Regions from separate parts of the Homo sapiens genome. Here region 1 is linked to region 2. The links are chromatin loops, found by intact Hi-C in ENCODE. Cell type or tissue: mammary epithelial cell. All regions are shown on one strand. Links, peaks and the distances in the headings refer to the core of each region. The heading gives the core; the rest is flanking DNA. Region 1 has its middle 11 kb from the start of S100A7A. Region 2 has its middle 34 kb from the start of S100A7.

Region 1 (9,587 bases), core at 2,596-5,095, 90 kb before region 2:
ACAAAACAGCCCCCTACGCCATGCCAATACCCAGTGATGATCCCTTGCACAGCTGCGCTGTAACTGCACTTTTTGCTTAATGTTATGCTGTGGACATCTCACATGCTTAATCAATGCTAGCCTGATTTTTGGCGAGTACATAGCGATCATCTGTTTGCATTTATCAAAATTTGTCTTATGAATCCATTATTGTTAGACATTAAATTACTTTTATTTATACATTTTAATGTCAACTCTTCCTTAATGTTTATCAGAATTTTGCCACGTGTTAGGTGCTAGGTGCACCTGTGCTAGGTGCTGTGGAGAAAGGGGGCGGAAATGAATTGAATAACATTCTGCCTTCCAGAAACTCATAGTCTGTAGGTGGAGACAGACATTTGGCCAAAACTTCAGGTTACTGTACTTAGAAAAGAACCATAAACATGGTGCCAAGCATGCATCTCCCATGTCACAACCCAACCACCCATGGCCAGGACTAAGATTGTGATCTTGACAAACACAGTCTTCATGTCTTTCCAGTGTGCAGACCAGACACTGAAAACAATGTCCCGTGACATCCAGAAGCCAGTACAGCAAAGGAGTAGCGCTTTCTGGTGAAATTGAGAAAGGAGGTTACCCGAAACTGGCCCTGAAGCACCCCCATCCCCGCTTCGGCCGCACCCAGGGTTTTAGACACCTCAAGAATTGGAAATACTTCAAGCAGGATAATATTCAATTTCTGACTAAGAGGGCGGTGAGGTGGTGGTGAAGAGGATCAAGTAATTACCTTAAAAATTAAAGAAATCTCATATGGTACTTGAGACGATGAATCGGGTTATACTGATGGAATATTTAGGGATTTTTGCCAGTTCTTACCAGTGTATATCTATTTTCTTTTTTCCAGACCTTTTTTATCTTTAGGATTAGAGCAACCTGATATCCCAGTCAACAGCCTCAAGAGTATCTGAAATGTGTGTTAGATGGGCTGTGCTTGAAGGGGGAGCTGCTAGATGCATTAGAATCCTCACAGAAAATGTGATAAAGAGAAAGAAAGGGTACATTATTGCCGTGTAGAGAAAAAGAATAGGATTTGAGCATAGGGAGTCCCTAGGCTGCTTCTGTAGGACCAGGAGGCTGCTGGAGAGTGAGAAGATGATTAACAGTATTAAGTTCTTCCTCTTTGCTGAGCACTGCTCCATGGGCTTTACATCCACCCATTCATCTCATCTTCTTAACAATTGCTGAAAAAGCCCAAGGAATGACAATTACAGGAGCATGCTGGGGACACAGCTAGTAATGCAGAGGCACATTTCTAACCCAGGCCCATGGGCCCCACATACCTGTTCTCAACCACTACATTACCTTGTCCCCGAATAACAGGAAATCCAACCTTAGGGAGAGCAGGAGAAGGGCCCCATGGTTAGAGGAAAGAGCTGGAACAGAGGTGCTCAGGTAGGAGCCAGCCTGGGCTGACAGAGGGGCAGAAAGAAGGGCTGGAGTGGTGTAAATGGAGCCCAGAAAGACAGGAGATGAGGTCTGAGGGGCAGGCAGAGGACAAGCCAACGAGGACTTTGCAAAATTTGGACTTTAAGCAGGATGGGAAGCCACTAAAAGTTTTTAGTAAGGGATATGCCATGTTCATAGCAGCTTTACATGCTATTGTAAAGCTGATAGTTCTCCCAAACGTAACCTATAGATTCAGTGCAATCCCAGTCCCAAAGTCCTTGCTGGAATTTTTGTAGAAATTGACAAGTTAACTGTAAAAAGTATATAGACAGGCCAAGAATAGCCAAGGGAATCATGAAAAAGAAAAGACATGGGAGGATCTACAGTACTAGATGTTAAGATTTATCATAACAGCTCCGGTAACTAAGATACTGCCTGGCTGGTTCAAGGACAGTCACATAGATCAACAGAACTAAATAGAGGTCTGAGAAAAAGACACACACGTATGGTATATTTATTCTGTGACAAAAGTGGCACTGCTGAGCACAAGCTTTTCAATACATTTTACTGGATCAACTGGATGCTCATGCTCATGAAACTAGACCACACAAGCAGACAAAATGACAATTCCAAGTGGATTGTAGGTCTAACTGTGGAAAGTAAAGTCATAAAGCCTCAGTAGCATATGCAAAGATATTCAAGACCTCAGTCTTGAAGATTTACTTCTATATTTTCTTCTAAGAGTTTTAGTTTTAGCTCTTATGTGTAGGGCTGTGACCTATTCTGAGTTAATTTGTGTGTATGAAGGAAGGAAGGGGTCCAGCTTCATTATTTTGCATGTGGCTGTCCACTTGTCCCAGCATCATGTGTTGGAAAGACTATTCTTTCTCCATTGAATTGGCTTGGCGGGCTTGTTGAAAATCAATTGACTGTGAATGTGAAGGCTGAGAACACTTTATCATGAACTGTTAGCTTCACCTATGTAAAGATATCTTCTCTCTGCTCTACCTCCTGTCGAAATCTGACACGACTCTTGCTCAAAACAAGCTTTGTTTCCTGAGTTCCGTGGCCTTGTCTCATGTGGAGCAATCATGTCACATTAACCCCCTCCCCACCCCCACTCCACGTCCACCCTGTGGGCCACGGCCCTGCCCTTTCCCAGCTGTTTTATGATCTGCTTTTTCAATTAGGACTATGTTTAAAACATCTCCCCAGTTCTTAAATATTTTTGAGTGATTGATTCCAAATAGCTACATTATATGGAATTCCAGAACCATTCTGACTAACAACACTTTTGACGCCAAATGTGTGGGGGTTATATTTCCTTTTTTTAAAATCCCCACACCAACCAATTCTCCAACACTCTGAACACCATCGGGGTATCGTGCAATTCCGTTCTGATCCTAACTACCAAGAGTTAGCACAGACCCCACAAGGTGAAGGCTCAGCCCCACAACACTGCCCCCACTGCAGATGCCAATCGCAGCACCTGACCGCCCATACTTCTGACTGACTGGCTAAAATTGGAGGTTCCTACAAACCCCCTCCTCAGGTTAGATAATCTGCTACAAGAGTTCACAGGACTCAGGGAGGCACTTTACTCATGATTACTGGTTTATTACAAAGAGTACAACTCAGGAAAAGCCACGTGGAAGAGACACACAGGGCCATGTATGAGGGGCAGCATGGAGCTCCCAGGCCCACTCCAGGAGCCCACCCTTCCGGCACCCCACCTGCTCAGCAGCCCTACAGTTCTCTGAACCCCATCGTTTGGGGTTTCTATGGCAGTCACTTCATTTAGGCATAGTTGATTAAATAATTGGCCACTGGTGATTGAAGTCCTTCCCCAGCCGCTCTGTGGAGGCCCAGTGTGGGGCTGAAAGCTCCAGCCCTCTAATCACATGGTTGCTTCCTCTGGCAACCAGCCCCATCCTGAAGCTATCTAGGGGTCCACCAAGAGTCACCTCATTAGCACACACTCAGCATGACTGGAAGGGGATTGTTATGAATAACAAAAGATGCTCCCTCTCCCCTGTCATTCAGGAGATTCCAAGGATTTCAGACGCTCGGTGTCAGGAACAGGGACAAAGACCAAATGTCCATTTCGTATCATCACAGGGATTCCATGTGTATAGGCATCAAGATTTACTTAACCCACCATTACTAAAAATTTAATTATTTTTATCTCTTCCTGTTTCTACCACTTGATTAACAATTGTGTCCCCAATATACTATTTTATGCAGTGTCCTCTGGTAAGCATTGGAGAGAGAAAAGAATACAAATTAAGTAAGAAAAGCCCTCTGCCTTTCAGAAGCTTTTGGTGAAGATCTCTTTTTTTAACAGGTGCAAGATTGGTGCCCGACGTGGGACTCACAACCTACAGAAGGGCGGGAACCACGAAGGACCCAGCCACGTGGTACTGCCTCCGGCGACAACCAGGGCGAGGTGGGTGCTCGGTGGCGCCACCGTGTGGAAGCTTGGGAAACAGAAAACCAATTCTCTGCACTCAGGGCCAGAGTTTTGTCCTGGGCCTCTGACTGGGGCCAACTGTAACAGGAACAGCCCTTACAGTGTAAGTCAGAATCCTACAGTCCTCCTTGGCCAAGGAGCCTTCCTGGAGTCCCCCCCACCCCGCACTGCTTTCTCCAGCTTGCCAGTTTTACCTACACGGCCCAGCCTCGTCTTAAAATTGGGCGAGATGAGGAATGATCATTGCCAACTTGAAATTTGGTTGAACAGATACATTTCTCAGGGTACGCTTGGGTCACTTCCTAGCACTGTCTGTGTATGCGGCCTCCGAGAAAGCAACCTCCCTTATCAGGCTAACAGAATTGACAGTAAATCCTCCCAGCAAACCCATTCGACAGGATGGTGGGTGTTAGTCCAAACTGCACCATTTTGTAAGCCCCCTGCCATTTTGCGGACCCTGGTCAGAGTGAAACATTCCATGTGGATTCAGGCCGTGAGAAACATCCTGCCTAACCACCTGACCGCAAGGCACAAGAGCATCCTTATCATACCCTGCTGGGCAAAGGCGCAACTGAAGGAACATCCCCATCATATCCTGCGGGGCAAAGGTCCAAGAAACAGCCTATCACATCCCGCTGGAAAAAGGTCCAAACCGCCTGATCACAGGAACATCTTATCAATATCCTCCCGGCGAGCTAGCCATACTGCCCAGACCCCCACCTAGACCTATAAATTACCCCAGCCTGTAAGCGGCAGGGGGCTCTGGCATTAAGCTTGTCCCCCACCTCCTCAGGTCTTGTGCTGGACATAAAACCTGCATTTCCATAGAGCCACCAACTCTCTCTGTGTCTTTTTTTAACCCTTGCCTTCCCTTCAAAACCTAACAGTGGGACCACAGGCTCTGGGCTGCAGCTGGGTGTTCTCATCCTCCAGTGTGGATGGCTCACAGCAGAACTGAGTCCTAATAACCTCTTGTGAATGCTGCAGAACTCTCTCTCTGTCTCTCTGTCCCGCTCCCCCAACTGCTGCACGAGTCCAGAGATGCAGCTGGCCAGCACCACCCAGAAGGACCCCAAACAGAACAGCTGGCTGTCTTGGAACATTCCCGTGGCTCCCTCTGCCCTGTCCCTCTCACCGTGGCTCCTGGAAGTGCTCTATGGCCTATTGAAAGGATGCCCCTACAAAGCTTCCCCTGGTTCCCCCACCTGAAAAGTGATTTCTCCTCTTCCAAATTCCCACACACTTTATCTGAACCTTTTTGAAGACACCTGCCTCACTTGCTAGTTTGGCCAATGTTTATGGAGTTCTCTGCACTGGAGGCTGGGGGCACAATATAAGACATGGCTGGGCGGCAGCAAACATAGCATATGTGTGGCCAGGGCTGTCACTGAGACATGCAGGGACATGGGGATGATGGCTCTGCCTGGAGAAGGCTTCACAGAGAAAGTGACCACTGAACTGCCTGGGGACCTGGGGGCTTCCGGGCTCTGTCCCACTCTACTCTCTCACCACCCAGTGCCTTATATTGGAGTTCTCTCCTGGGGCCAGAGCATTGCTCAAAGCATGGTCCACATCCACTCCATCTCCCTGCCACCCTGACACCTGCACACCCAGAACAGAGTCAGCACTCACAGCATAAATGAATGGATAAAATACAGCAAAAAGAACAAATTGCTTTCTGTCCTCTTCCCCCAGCAACTTGAGATCTTCTAGAGACCCAGGAGTATGTTGCTTCTACTTCAGGCTGGGGAGAGGCGAGCTCCCCAAAACGATAGAGGAGATGAAGATATCAACCAGCCAAATTCCTGTTCACAATCAGCCTGTTGTGAGCTCTCCTGGGGGATCAGCAGTGGCTGGGAGGTTGGATGTGTGATAGGATGGGGTGGGTTTATGGAGAGTGTTTGTTCCAGACATGACACAGGGGAAAGGCTCACAGGGTTCAACCTGATGAGCAGGTGCAAAAGATAAGGCCCCTATTAAAGCTAATTTGCTAAGATTTTGATTTTAGCAAAAACAAATGATCAGTTTTTTGGATGTCTCAAATATGTTTGATATTTTTGGAGAGGTTCCAAGATGGCCGAATAGGAACAGCTCCAGTCTACAGCTCCCAGCGAAGCAGAAGACAGGTGATTTCTGCATTTCCAACTGAGGTACCGGGTTCATCTCACTGGGGCTTGTCAGACAGTGGGAGCAATACAGTGGATGCAGCCCACAGAGCATGAGCTGAAGCAGGGTGAGCATCACCTCACCCAGGAAGCACAAGGGGCCAGGGAATACTTTTCATAGCCAAGGGAAGCCGTGACAGACGGCACCTGGAAAATCAGGTCACTCCCACCCTAATACTGTGCTTTTTCAGTGGTCTTAGCAAACAGCACACCAGGAGATCATATCCCGTGCCTGGCTCGGACAGTCCCACACTCACAGAGCCTCGCTCACTGCTAGCACAGCAGTGTGATATCAAACTGCACGGCGGCAGTGAGGCTGGGGGCAGGGTGCCCGCCATTTCTGAGGCTTGAGTAGGTAAACAAAGCAGCCAGGAAGCGCGAACTGGGTGGAGCCCACCACAGCTAAAGGAGGTCTGCCTGCCTCGGTAGACTCCACCTCTGTGGGCAGGGCATAGCTGAACAAAAGGCAGCAGAAACTTCTGCAGGCTTAAGCGTCCCTGTTTGACAGCTTTGAAGAGAGTAGTGGTTCTCCAAGCACGGAGTTTGAGATCTGAGAACTGACAGACTGCCTCCTCAAGTGGGTCCTTGACCCCCAAGCAGCCTAACTGGGAGGTACCTCCCAGCAGGGGCCAACTGACACCTCATACAGCCAGGTGCCCCTCTGAGACAAAGCTTCCAGAGGAACAATCAGGAACCAACATTTGCCATTCTGCAATATTTGCTGTTCTGCAGCCTCCGCTGGTGACACCCAGGCAAACAGGGTCTGGAGTGGACCTCCAGCAAATTCCAACAGACCTGCAGCTGAGGGTCCTGACTGTTAGAAGGAAAACTAACAAACAGAAAGGACATCCACGCCAAAACTCCATCTGTACGTCACCATCATAAAAGACCAAAGGTAGATAAAACCACAAAGATGGGGAGAAGCCAGAGCAGAAAAGCTGAAAACTCTAAAAATCAGAGCACCTCTTCTCCTCCAAAGGAACGCAGCTCCTCACCAGCAACGGAACAAAGTTGGATGGAGAATGACTTTGACGAGTTGAGAGAAGAAGGCTTCAGATGATCAGTAATAACAAACTTCTCCGAGCTAAAGGAGTTTGTTCAAACCCATCGCAAAGAAGCTAAAAACTTTGAAAAAAAGATTAAATGAATGGCTAACTAGAATAGACAGCATAGAGAAGACCTTAAATGACCTGATGGAGCTGAAAACCATGGCACGAGAACTACATGACTCATGCACAAGCTTCAGTAGCCAATTTGATCAACAGGAAGAAAGGGTAGCAGTGATTGCAGATCAAATGAATGAAATGAAGTGAGAAGAGAAGTTTAGAGAAAAAAGAGTAAAAAGAAATGGACAAAGCCTCCAAGAAATATGGGACTATGTGAAAAGACCAAATCTAAGTCTGCTTGGTGTACATGAAAGTGAGGAGGAGAATGGAACCAAGCTGGAAAACAGTCTGCAGGATATTATCCAGGAGAACTTCCCCAATCTAGCAAGGCAGGCTAACATTCAAATTCAGGAAATACAGAGAGGGCCACAAAGATACTCCTCGAAAAGAGCAACTACAAGACACATAATTGTCAGATTCACCAAAGTTGAAATGAAGGAAAAAATCTTAAGGGCAGCCAGAGAGAAAGCTCAGGGTACCCACAAAGGGAAGCCCATCACACTAACAGAGGATCTCTTGGCAGAAACTCTACAAGCCAGAAGAGAGTCGGGGCCAATATTCAACATTCTTAAAGAAAAGAATTTTCAACCCAGAATTTCATATCCAGCCAAATTAAGCTTCATAAGTGGAGGAGAAATAAAATCCTTTACAGACAAGCAAATGCTGAGAGATTTTGTCACCACCAGGCCTGCCTTACAAGAGCTCCTGAAGGAAGCACTAAACATGGAAAGGAACAACCGTTACCAGCCACTACAAAAACATGCCAAACTGTAAAGACCATTGATGCTAGGAAGAAACTGCATCAACTAACGAGCAAAATAACCAGCTAACATCATAATGACAGGATCAAATTCACACATAACAATATTAACCTTAAATGTAAATGGGCTAAATGCTCCAATTAAAAGACACAGACTGGCAAATTGGATAAAGAGTCAAGACCCATCAGTGTGCTGTATTCAGGAGACCTATCTCAGGTGGAGAGATACACATAGGCTCAAAATAAAGGGATGAAGGAAGACCTACCAAGCAAAAGGAAAGCAAAAAAAAGCAGTGCTTGCAATCCTAGTCTCTGATAAAACAGACTTTAAACCAACAAAGAACAGACGCGACAAAGAAGGCCATTACATAGTGGTAAAGGGGTCAATTCAACAAGAAGAGCTAACTATCCTAAATATATATGCACCCAATACAGGAACACCCAGATTCATAAAGCAAGTCCATAGAGACCTACAAAGAGACTTAGACTCCCACACAATAATAATGGGAGACTTTAATACCCCACTGTCAACATTAGACAGATCAATAAGACAGAAAGTTAACAAGGATATCCAGCTCTGCACCAAGCAGACCTAATAGACATCTACAGAACTCTCCACCCCACATCAACAGAATATGCATTCTTCTCAGCACCACGTCACATTTATTCCATCACATTTATTCCAAAAATTACCACATAGTTGCAAGTAAAGCACTCCTCAGCAAATGTAAAAGAACAGAAGTTATAACAAACTGTCTCTCAGACCACAGTGCAATCAAACTAGAACTCAGGATTAAGAATCTCACTCAAAACCACTCAACTACATGGAAACTGAACAACCTCCTCCTGAATGACTACTGGGTACATAATGAAATGAAGGCAGAAATAAAGATGCTCTTTGAAACCAATATGAACAAAGACACAACATACCAGAATCTCTGGGACACATTCAAAGCAGTCTGTAGAGGGAAATTTATAGCACTAAATGCCCACAGGTGAAAGCAGGAAAGATCTAAAATTGACACCCTAACATCACAATTAAAAGAACTAGAGAAGCAAGAGCAAACACATTCAAAAGCTAGCAGAAGGCAAGAAATAACTAAGATCAGAGCAGAACTGAAGGAGATAGAGACACAAAAAACCCTTCAAAAAATCAATGAATCCAGGAGCTGGTTTTTTGAAAAGATTAACAAAATTGATAGACCACTAGCAAGACTAATAAAGAAGAAAAGAGAGAAGAATCAAATAGACGCAATAAAAAATGACAAAGGGGATATCACCACCGATCCCACAGAAAGACAAACTACCATTAGAGAATACTGTAAACACTTCTATGCAAATAAGCTAGAAAATCTAGAAGAAATGCATAAATTCCTGGACACATACACCCTCCCAAGACTAAACCCAGAAAAAGTTGAATTCCTGAATAGACCAATAACAGGTTCTGAAATTGAGGCAATAATTAATAGCCTACCAACCAAAAAAAGTCCAAGACCAGATGAATTCACAACCGAATTCTACCAGAGCTACAAAGAGGAAATGGTACCATTCCTTCTGAAACTATTCCAATCAATAGAAAAAGAGGGAATCCTCCCTAACTC
Region 2 (9,587 bases), core at 3,415-5,914:
GAGAGAGTCAAATACTGAGCAAGGTAAATGGAATCGCCACTTTGGGAACTCTGGATGCATGCCACTTCCTTTCCCCGGGAGGAAAGGCCCCTCCAGGCCTACCTGGTCCTGGAGCTGGACAGGGCCCATCCAAGAGTCCCACCCTGAGGGCGGGAGCCGCCACCTGTTGTCAAGTCTGAAAAGCCACCATCTGGGCTTCCTTCCCAGGGATTGATTCATCCTTACGTCTGTCCTGGCAGCCTTCGCAGATTACAAAACCCTCTTTATCCCATTTAGTTTTTATGACAGCAGTCAGAATGGTGACTTCATCTGAGCCCCAGCCAACCTCACGGTGTAATATGAATCCCTCCTAATGACGAAACGAGACATTATCCCTTTTGCTTTGATTTTTCACTGTTGCTGCTGCTGCTGTTAGGCCCTGCACCTGGCAAAAGTAAGTGCAATACTCATCTGGAAGTGAGTGATTGAAAACTCTAGACAAAAACTCTGCAAGCAAACCAAAGAGGTTAATTTGTCTGAAGACACAGAGCTAACAGAGGCTAACAGAGGCTGAGCTGTGATTCACACAGCAGTCAATCTGACCCCACAGTGCTGCTGTTTCATAGATGACGAAAACAAGACTGGGAGAGGTGAAGTGGCTTGCCCAAGCCGCAGGGCTGGTGAAGAACTGAAGGAGACTTAACTCAGAGCTCCAGATCCCTAAGGCAGGCACTCATGCTTTCTTTGAAGAAATGGGGGACTCCACTGACTTCTGAGAGAGGAAACACCTACGCAATCCGCTGACAGTCTTGGTTGGCAAGCCACAGAGTGTGACACACAAGATAGAAGAGGGAGGCACTGAAGCCTCCTCAGTTGTCTTGGGGTGGGAGGTCCAGGAAACCCCACCATCACCCCTCAGCATGTTTGAAGAACCCCATCTCCAGCCCAGGACCCCATAAGCCTTTCACCAAATCCCTTCCCAGCCCCTCCCCGCCCCCCACTCAGCACTCATGATCCCTCCCCTCTGCCAAGCATCCCCACCCACAAAGCCCCTCACAGTCAGCCCCTGACTTCCAGCCTAGCCTGGTCAGAGCACTGCCCCTCACAAAGCTAGGAACTCCCCAGCTGGGGCTGCTTCTTCCCCATCAGGCAGACATCTGCCGTTGCCCTTCTGCACCCCTCTCCTCCCACTGCTAAGGGCAGGGAGTTCAGACCTGGAAGTTCAAGAGAAAGAGATGAGTTCTTGTCTCTACCCCTCCCCAGGTCTTCATTTCTACCCACTCCCAGGAGTGTCCGGCCTCTGGGGAGTTTTTCCTCATAGAGGAAGGAGGAATATGTTGCCCAGGAGACAATGCCAGCCTCCACTCTGTGAATTCAAGGTGAATCCTCGTGGTTGAAACTACAGGAGGAAAAACAGAGACTGAGGTGGCTTTGGTCTCGCCGTCTAAGTAAACTCTAGCACAGGTGCCGTGGGGTGTCCCTCACACAAAGCCAAAGCACTCAATCTACAGTGCACCTTGAACCCACCACACAGGTATTCTTAAACACAAGAGCTTGCCTCCTCTTTCCCTGCAAACCCCAAGGACTTGGTCTTCTTGCCTCCCCTCTGCAGTAATTCTGCCACTCCTCTGTTCCTTGGGTTTGCAGTAGTCACTGCTGGTCACCAACCATCCACCAGTCCCCTCTCCTTCCTTCTTGCTGGCAGACCACACCTTCCACAACAAAGGCCAACAATGCCAAAGACTTGGTCTCCAAGCCTCCTGTGCCTCTAGAAGTGGCCTAGATGGGACCTAGTTCTGGCTGGTGATATGAAGGAGATGTCTTCTGGAGAGTTTATGAGAAAGATTTTCTGCCTTTCTCCAAAAAAACAAAAAAAAAAAGTTTTGGGAGAAAAAAAAAAGTTCCCTGCACTCCCTATTTACTTTGTTTTGGTTTTTGTTTTGTTTTGGTTTGTTTTGGTTTGGTTGGTTTTTTTTGAGACAGAGTCCTGCTCTGTTGCCCAGGCTGGAGTGCAGTGGCGCCATCTTGGCTCACTGCAACCTCCTCCCCCCGAGTTCAAGCAATTCTCCTGCCTCAGCCCCCTGAGTAGCTAGGACTACAGGCATGCACCACCATGCCCAGCTAATTTTTTGTATTTTTAGTAGAGACAGGGTCTCACCATGTTAGTCAGGCTGGTCTCGAACTCCTGATCTCAAGCAATCCACCTGCCTTGGCCTCCCAAAGTACTGGGATTACAGGCATGAACCACTGCGCCCACCCCTATTTACTTTGGACATTGTCATGGAAGGAGCTGTGCTTATTGCTTCTCAAGAAGAGAGAAAAGAATTACCGTGAAACTGGAATGGTTGAGCTGCAGGGATCTCTTATCTCTAGATTTCTTATTATATGAGATAATAAACTTATATTTATAATCCACTTTAAACCAGTTATTTTATTTGTTTACAACTGGAAGGATCTCAAATGGTACAAATTTCCTTTTCCAAGACTATTCCTATTCCAAGAATAATATTCTTGGAATTCCTATTCCAATATTCTCAGAATTTCCTATTCCAAGAATAATGAAGGGACACTCAATCTCCAGCCACCCTCTCTGTTGCCACCCAGAAATTGGACATAATCCATAAGTCCCAACCAGACACTCTCTGGCCAAGGGGTCCACTTGGGCTGAACTCCTGCCTCCTGCCTGTATCACTAGGAAAAGAAGGGATTGAGCAAATATATGGAAAACGGAAGATGGAATCAGATAATGAAACCCCCATGAGAAGTTTGGGGGTGAGAAAAATGATGCTTGAGTTATTCCACTTGGCTTTTTCCACTGATGCAGCTTGGCGTGACACCTCTACTATTTTCTCTCTTTTTTTTTTTTTCTTTTGAAATGGAGTTTTGCTCTGTCGCCCAGGCTGAAGTGCAGTGGTGCAATCTCGGCTCGCTGCAACTTCTGCTCCCCAGGTTCAAGCAATTCTCCTGCCTCAGCCTCCCCAGCAGCTGGGACTACAGGCACAGGCCACCACACCCAGCTAATTTTTGTATTTTTAGTAGAGACAGGGTTTCATCACGTTGTTCAGGCTTCTCTGGAACTCCTGACCTCAGGTGATCTGCCCATCTTGGCCTAAAGTGCCGGGATTACAGGCGGGAGCCACCACGCCCAGCCCCCTCTACTATTTTCTAAATATCCAGGTATGTGACTTCTTCCTTCTGTGACTTCCTCCTCTTTATTAAATCAGCATACCAATTCTAACCCCTCCAGCCCTTGCGTGTGAGGCCCTCCACGGCCCACCCCAGGCATGTTCCTCCCCAGGAGCTGTAGCACAGTCTGCTCCAGTCTGACAGGTCTCACGGTGGCCACCTTCCGAGCCCAGATCAAGTCCTGTCAAGTCCTGCTTGCTCTGTGAAGCCTCCCTAACCACAACAACCCTTCTGCCCTCTACCTTCCACAAATGCTTGAGATTGTATTTCCTCCATCACTTTATCCAGTCTTGTAATTACACAATCATCATCATTTGGCTACCATAAATGTTTGTTTCGTGTAACGAAAACCAGGACCCTACTCTTGAGGTCATGGCCCCAGAGCAAATAGCTGGTGAGGCCACCCTGGCTTGCAAATTCTCAGCCCATGGGAGCAGGCTCTGCCTGCCTCAATTCTGAATCAAAGAAGGACATGTTCACAAAGACTTTATTTGTGAACAACATGTTTTCCATCACCATGCCAACACAGGCTTAATCTTCCATCATCCAAAGCAGCACATCTCATAAACCACAGCTAACATCTTTAACAAACAAAGCGCAGCTTTTTGTGACTGCTTTCACAGGTCTTAGGGTATCATCTCTGCTATCTGCACCACAAACACTATCTCTGGCCACTTCAAGCTTTTCTACATCTACCTCCAAAATAGAAATCTTTATATAGTCTTCTCTACTAGAATCTATAAATTAAAAATTCTGAACTGCATTTGATGCCTACATGTCAGCAGGGGCCTCTCTGTTCGTAACTACCACCACCCTGCCCTGATTCCACCCTGCACCCCCCGAATATGTCCAAAGCCCTCGCCAAGATTCCCACAAATTACAGGAGTCTGTATATTCTGGTGCTCATTTCTGCCTATGGAACCTGTATTCATGCATGAAATATCTGGCCTATACCTTGAGCCACATGCAAAATTCAACCCTTATCTCAATTTCCACCCAACACAAAACAACACAGATGGAAAACATCAACACATTCATGAATGTAGATGATGTTGTTAAATATCAGGATGGGAGATTCTCAGTGAAGCATCATTTCCATCTAAAAAGGAAAGCCACTAGATTTTCCTGAGGTTAGAGAAAATTCAGAGTGCAGCAGAGGAGGAGAGTCTTCCTCAAAACCAAGTGCCACTAAGGGGCATGGAGGCAAAGGAAAAGTCAACCCCCCCACCCCTAGGCAGGTCCTGCTTGCTAGGGGCTGAGCTTCTGGTGAGCAGAACCTTGGCATGGATGATGTCTGATTTCAGCAACAAAGAGGGGAGCTGGAGATTGAGTGTCCCTCCCTAATTAGTCTTGGAAAAGGAAATTTGCAACAGTTGGGAGCCTTTTGATTGCAAAAAAAATACATTAATTGATTTAAAGTGGATTATAAATAGAGGATTATTATTTCATATAATGAGAACCTAGACATAAGAGGTCCCTGGTTTGGTAAATTCTGCAGCTCAACCATTCCAGTGTCTCTGTAATTATTTTCTCTCTCCTCAAGAAGACCATGCAGACCTCCCCTGCCAAAGCCAAGGTATGAAGCAGGATGGCACCTTCCCAGCTCCCACCAAGCCCCTCCCCACCTTCCTTCTGAGAGCCCTTTCCATCAAACCATCTCCTCCCTTTTCCCTCCTTCCTCTGCCTGCCCTCTCCTGCTAAGGTCTACTCCGCCCCCTGCTGGCCAATCTTGGCAATGGCCTAGGTCTATTACGAGACCCTTCCCCTGGTCCCACCCACTTTCTAAATTAAGAGTACTGATGTCACCCCTCACCCAACCACTGCTCCCAGGAGGCCAGGGGACACATCATTGACTTCTTGCCATCAGACTGGAGGTGAAAGAGGGGGGATCAGTTTTGGGGTCACTCTGACCCACGCAGGGAGAAGCTATGGTGATGCCCTATCCTTACCGTGAGACTAGGAGCTCCTGTGGTCATGAGTGGTCTTCCCCTGAAATAAGAGCTCCCTAGAGGTCACTCTTTGGTTAGGGCCACAGGCTCTCATTCTGAGTCCCTCGGGCCAGCTGAGGGAAAGCTACTGGAGCAAAGCAACAACAAGCAAGGGCGAGCATGGTAGGTGAACACCCAGCTGGGGAGGACAGGCTGGCCCCAGGGGACATTTGCTTGGGGTCACACCTGCTCTGAACTGCCCTGAGACAAAGAGGATCCACTCCCAAAGTATGTTGGATTTTTCCCAGAGATTATCCTATCCTTAAAATGCAGAACACATAAGATTCTCTTTGCCTGCTGGCCTGGCTTCCCCACCCGCCTCTCAGAACAGCAGGCTGTGACCTCATCCCTCCCCAGGACCCATGGCAGGTATTACCCCAGTGGCCCGTGCCTCACCCCACGCCCACCCCATCACCTCATCCTACAACCTCTGGGCTCCCCAGACAACAGCAGGGGTGACAGCACAGGCCAAGGCAGATGTGAACACTAGGAATCTTTAGCAAGAACTAAGGCCCCAAACCCAGCTCAGACGATCCAAGCCTCGGAGCACTCTGGAGCGGGGAAGCTCTGAGAGGCCACCAGGGAAGGGGCAACACTCCAGCCAACTCAGATGAGGTGAAGCCCACCTCTGCCTCCCTTGCCCCCAAATGCTTCTCTCCCAGGGTCTATCTTCCTGCATTCAATCCATTCAGCACCTGCTGGGGCCAGGCTGCCCTGGGCACTGGAAAAACAAAGATAAGACAGACAGGATTCTTGCCCTGTTAGAGCTGATGGTCTGAGAATTAAGAAGTCGTTGTTAATTTTTCTTTTTCTTATCTTATTTTCATTTATTAATGATAAAAAGTAACCCATCCTCATTACAGAAAACGCAGACTATACGAAAGCATGTAAATTAGAAAATAAGAACTATCCATTATGTTCCAAATTATTTTGTTTTTTATGTTATAATGCATCTTCCATTATTTTTATATTTTTATCTAATTAACGCATGTACATAGCTTTTTTAAAGTCAAATAGTTCAAAAAAATTTATAATAAAAAATTGGTATTCCCACTATGCAGCCATAAAAAGGAATGAGTTCATGTCTCTGCAGGGACATGGATGAAGCTGGAAGCCATCAATCTCAGCAAGCTAACACAGGAATGGAAAACCAAACACTGCATGTTTTCACTCATAAATGGGAGTCGAACAATGAGAACACATGGACACAGGGAGGGGAACATCACAAACCCGGGCCAGTCAGAGGGTAGGGGACAAGGGCAGGGAGAGCATTAGGACAAATACCTAATAGCATGTGGGGCTTAAAACCTAGATGACAGGTTGATAGGTGCAGCAAACCACCATGGCACATGTACACCTATGTAACAAACCTGCACACTCTGCACAGGTATCCCAGAACTTAAAGTAAAATAAAAAATAAAAATAATAAATAATAATAATAACAATTAAAAAATAAAAATAATAAAATTAGTATTCCCTGCCTTACCTGCAGTCCCTCTCCTCAAAAGGAATCAATCGTTTTAACAATTTCTCATCACTTATTGAGTGTACTCCCATCATTCTAATAACGTGGCTTACGTTTCTATTACTTAATGCATTGCCTTTAAACATTATCTGCGGAATGCCTACAATGAAAGATAGGGATATAACTCTCTTTTGTTCTACTTCCCAACTCTTCTCTATTCTCCTCCCCAGTTTTGATAGTTATATTATAATTTTAGTTCTTCTCTTGACTACCTTTGTAACTTTTAATAATAAGCCTAAGCCTCCCTTTGTTTTCAGACAGTGCCTCTGAACTCCCCACACTAGAAGAGGATATGTGTGTCTCCCCGCTTCCCTCCAACCTCCCTCCTCACCTTCCTCCTCCCACCTTCTGTCAGTTACAACTTTACTTGTCATGTAAACACTGTCATGTAAAACACTGACATTCTGTTCTGGAATCATAATTAAGTCTTTGGGCTTTGTTTATAGATCTGTTAAAAATAATCAAAAACCAGAAAATAGTGTTTACATTATTATGGCAACATTATTATTGTTTATTACAAAGCTAAGATGACACTTCTTTCTGTAATGATCCAGAGTTACAACCTCTTGTCTCTTACAGAATAATATTCCTAGCATGTCAATAAAATTCTTTTTTTCTTTTTGCTATAGACTGAATGTTTGTGCCCCCAGTATTCATATATGGAAACCTAATCCCCAATATGATAGTATTTGTAGGTGCGGTCTCTGGGAGGTGATTAGGTCATGAAGGTGAAGCCCTCATGAATGGGATTGGTGTCCATAAAAAGACATTGCAGAGAGCCCCTTTACTCCTTCCACTTTGAGGACACAGTGAAAAGACTGCCATCTATGAACCAGGAAGCCGACTCTCACCAGACACTGAATCTGCTGGCACCTTGATCTTGGACTTGGAGCATCAGGAGCTGTGAGAAGTACATTTCTGTTGTTAAGCTACCTAGCTTATGGTATTTTTTTATAGCAGCCCGAATGGACTAAAAGTGCTAAGACACTTTAACTGTCAATTGCTCAGTATCATGCCACACTTTTTTTTTTTTTTTTTTTGAGATGAGGTCTTGCTCTGTTGCCCAGGCTGGAGTGCAGTGGTGCAATCACAGCTCACTGCAGCCTCGACCTCCCAGACTCAAGTGATTCTCCCACCTCAGCCTCCCAAGTAGCTGGGACTACAGGCACATGCCACCACACCGGGCTAATATTTTTTATCTGCAGAGATGAGGTCTTGCTACATTGCCCAGGCTGCATGCCATATTTTAGAGCGCTTTCTTCCTGGACCATTTTTTCTTTTATCTGAGGTCTCTAATTGCTTTGGGTTTTTTTTTTCTTTTGTTAAAAAAGAAATCTATACTTTTGCCTTATATTACTAATGTCTTCTAGTTTCTTATTCTATTACATGAATTCTATTACAAAGTCATTTTTCTGGAAACCCCCTTATTGAATGTCTTTGAAGATGCAGTTTTCTAGTCCTGCGTTTCTCCTTTTCTTCCAGGGCTATTGCTTATTCTGAATGTTATTTTGTCTTTTCTCTTTTGTGCTGGGAGTATTCTTCATATTTTGGTGATTCTACATCCTTAAGAATAAAAGGTTAAGTTAGTTTTTCTAAATAGCTCTTACATTGATGCAGGGTTTACTGTGCTATTGTGAATGTATATCGATTTTCCCAACTGGTTTCTCCTCTGCATAAGAAGGTTGCTTAGAAGTACCACTTATGGGACAGTCACAGTGGCTCAAATCTGTAATTCCAGCATTTTGGGAGGCCAAGGCAGCAGGATTGCTTGAGGCTGGGAGTTCAAGACCAGCCTGGGCAACATAGCAAGACCCCATCTCTACAAAATATTTTTTTTAATTGGCCAGGTGTGCTAGCACATGTCTGTAGTCCCAACTACTTGGGAAGCTAAGACAGGAGGATTGTTTGAACCCAGGAGCTTGAGGCTACAGTGGGCTAGGATCACACCACTGCACTCTAGCCTGGGTGACAGTGAGATTCCGTCTTAAAAAAAAAAAAAAAGACACCATTTATGGCCTGGCAAGCTTCACTTGAGGGTGAATTGACAGGAACCAGCTGTTTATGCTGGAACTGAAAAGGCTTTATTCTAGGGGGCCAAGGTAAACGAGCCAGAGTATGTGTTAATTTTTTTAAAGAAGAGCAGGACCTAGACAGCTATTGCTCTGCAAGCAGATGAGAAAGAGAGGAAAAGGGTTTGACTGCCCTAGCTGGTGCCTGGACAGACTTTCAGTTAACCCTAGCATTGCCTGTCCCTTCTCATTTCCACCCTACATGGTCAACTCATCCCTAAGTCTCTCTGGGGCTCCAAAGTGTAGGTCAGCTCCACCTCCTCCCCAGTCCTTTGCAGGCATCATATTCTGTTCTGAGGCTTCCTCCACTCTGTTTTATCCATCAGCACACCTCCTTTGCCTTTCCAGCTTGGGGAAATGTTTAAATCTCCTACCCACTGTCTGATCCACCTTATATCATCTCTGCTGTGATGGGTTTATAGTCGCCCTTTAATGGGATCTCTGAAGGGAGACACAAACACAAGTCCTCAACCCATTATTTGGAATAAAATATCCTTTATGCTTCATTTGTTGTATTTCCTCCCAGACTTTTTTATAGCCATAAGTTTACGTTTCGCACCATACTAATTTCACAGGAGATTCATAAGTTTTCAGAAAAGAAAAGGGAAAAAGTACAGACAAATAACTTTGGAAAATTTCTCCCTTTTAGAAATTCACAGTACACATTAGTATAATAATGCGTCAGTCAATATTCAGAAATGCGAGCAGCAGAAACTGCCTCAAACTGATTTGAGGAGAACAAAATTTTACTTAAATAACACTAAATTCTAGTATTCTCAAAAAACTGAAATAATTCTAGATTCAAGAAGACTAGAGAACTAGGGTTTAGAAGGTGGGCAA

What was found. Peaks named below come from ENCODE experiments on the same cell type or tissue, not always from the same donor. Only the 100,000 strongest peaks of a DNase experiment are listed, where the experiment ranks them.
Region 1: it touches region 2 in a loop (9-fold over the local background); 13 of 110 quality-filtered maps call a loop at or near these places.

Annotation. Positions count from the first base shown.
Region 1 is chr1:153,401,037-153,410,623 of GRCh38, forward strand. It overlaps a transcript of S100A8 not described here. Among named protein-coding and RNA genes, the nearest start is that of S100A7A, 11 kb to the right of the region's middle. In mammary epithelial cell, for the core only: a CTCF peak has its summit at 3,891 (motif pointing left); no DNase peak of the experiment used is centred there.
Region 2 is chr1:153,490,205-153,499,791 of GRCh38, forward strand. No RefSeq gene overlaps it. Among named protein-coding and RNA genes, the nearest start is that of S100A7, 34 kb to the left of the region's middle. In mammary epithelial cell, for the core only: CTCF peaks have their summits at 3,421 and 4,884 (motif pointing left); no DNase peak of the experiment used is centred there; H3K27ac peaks cover 891 bases.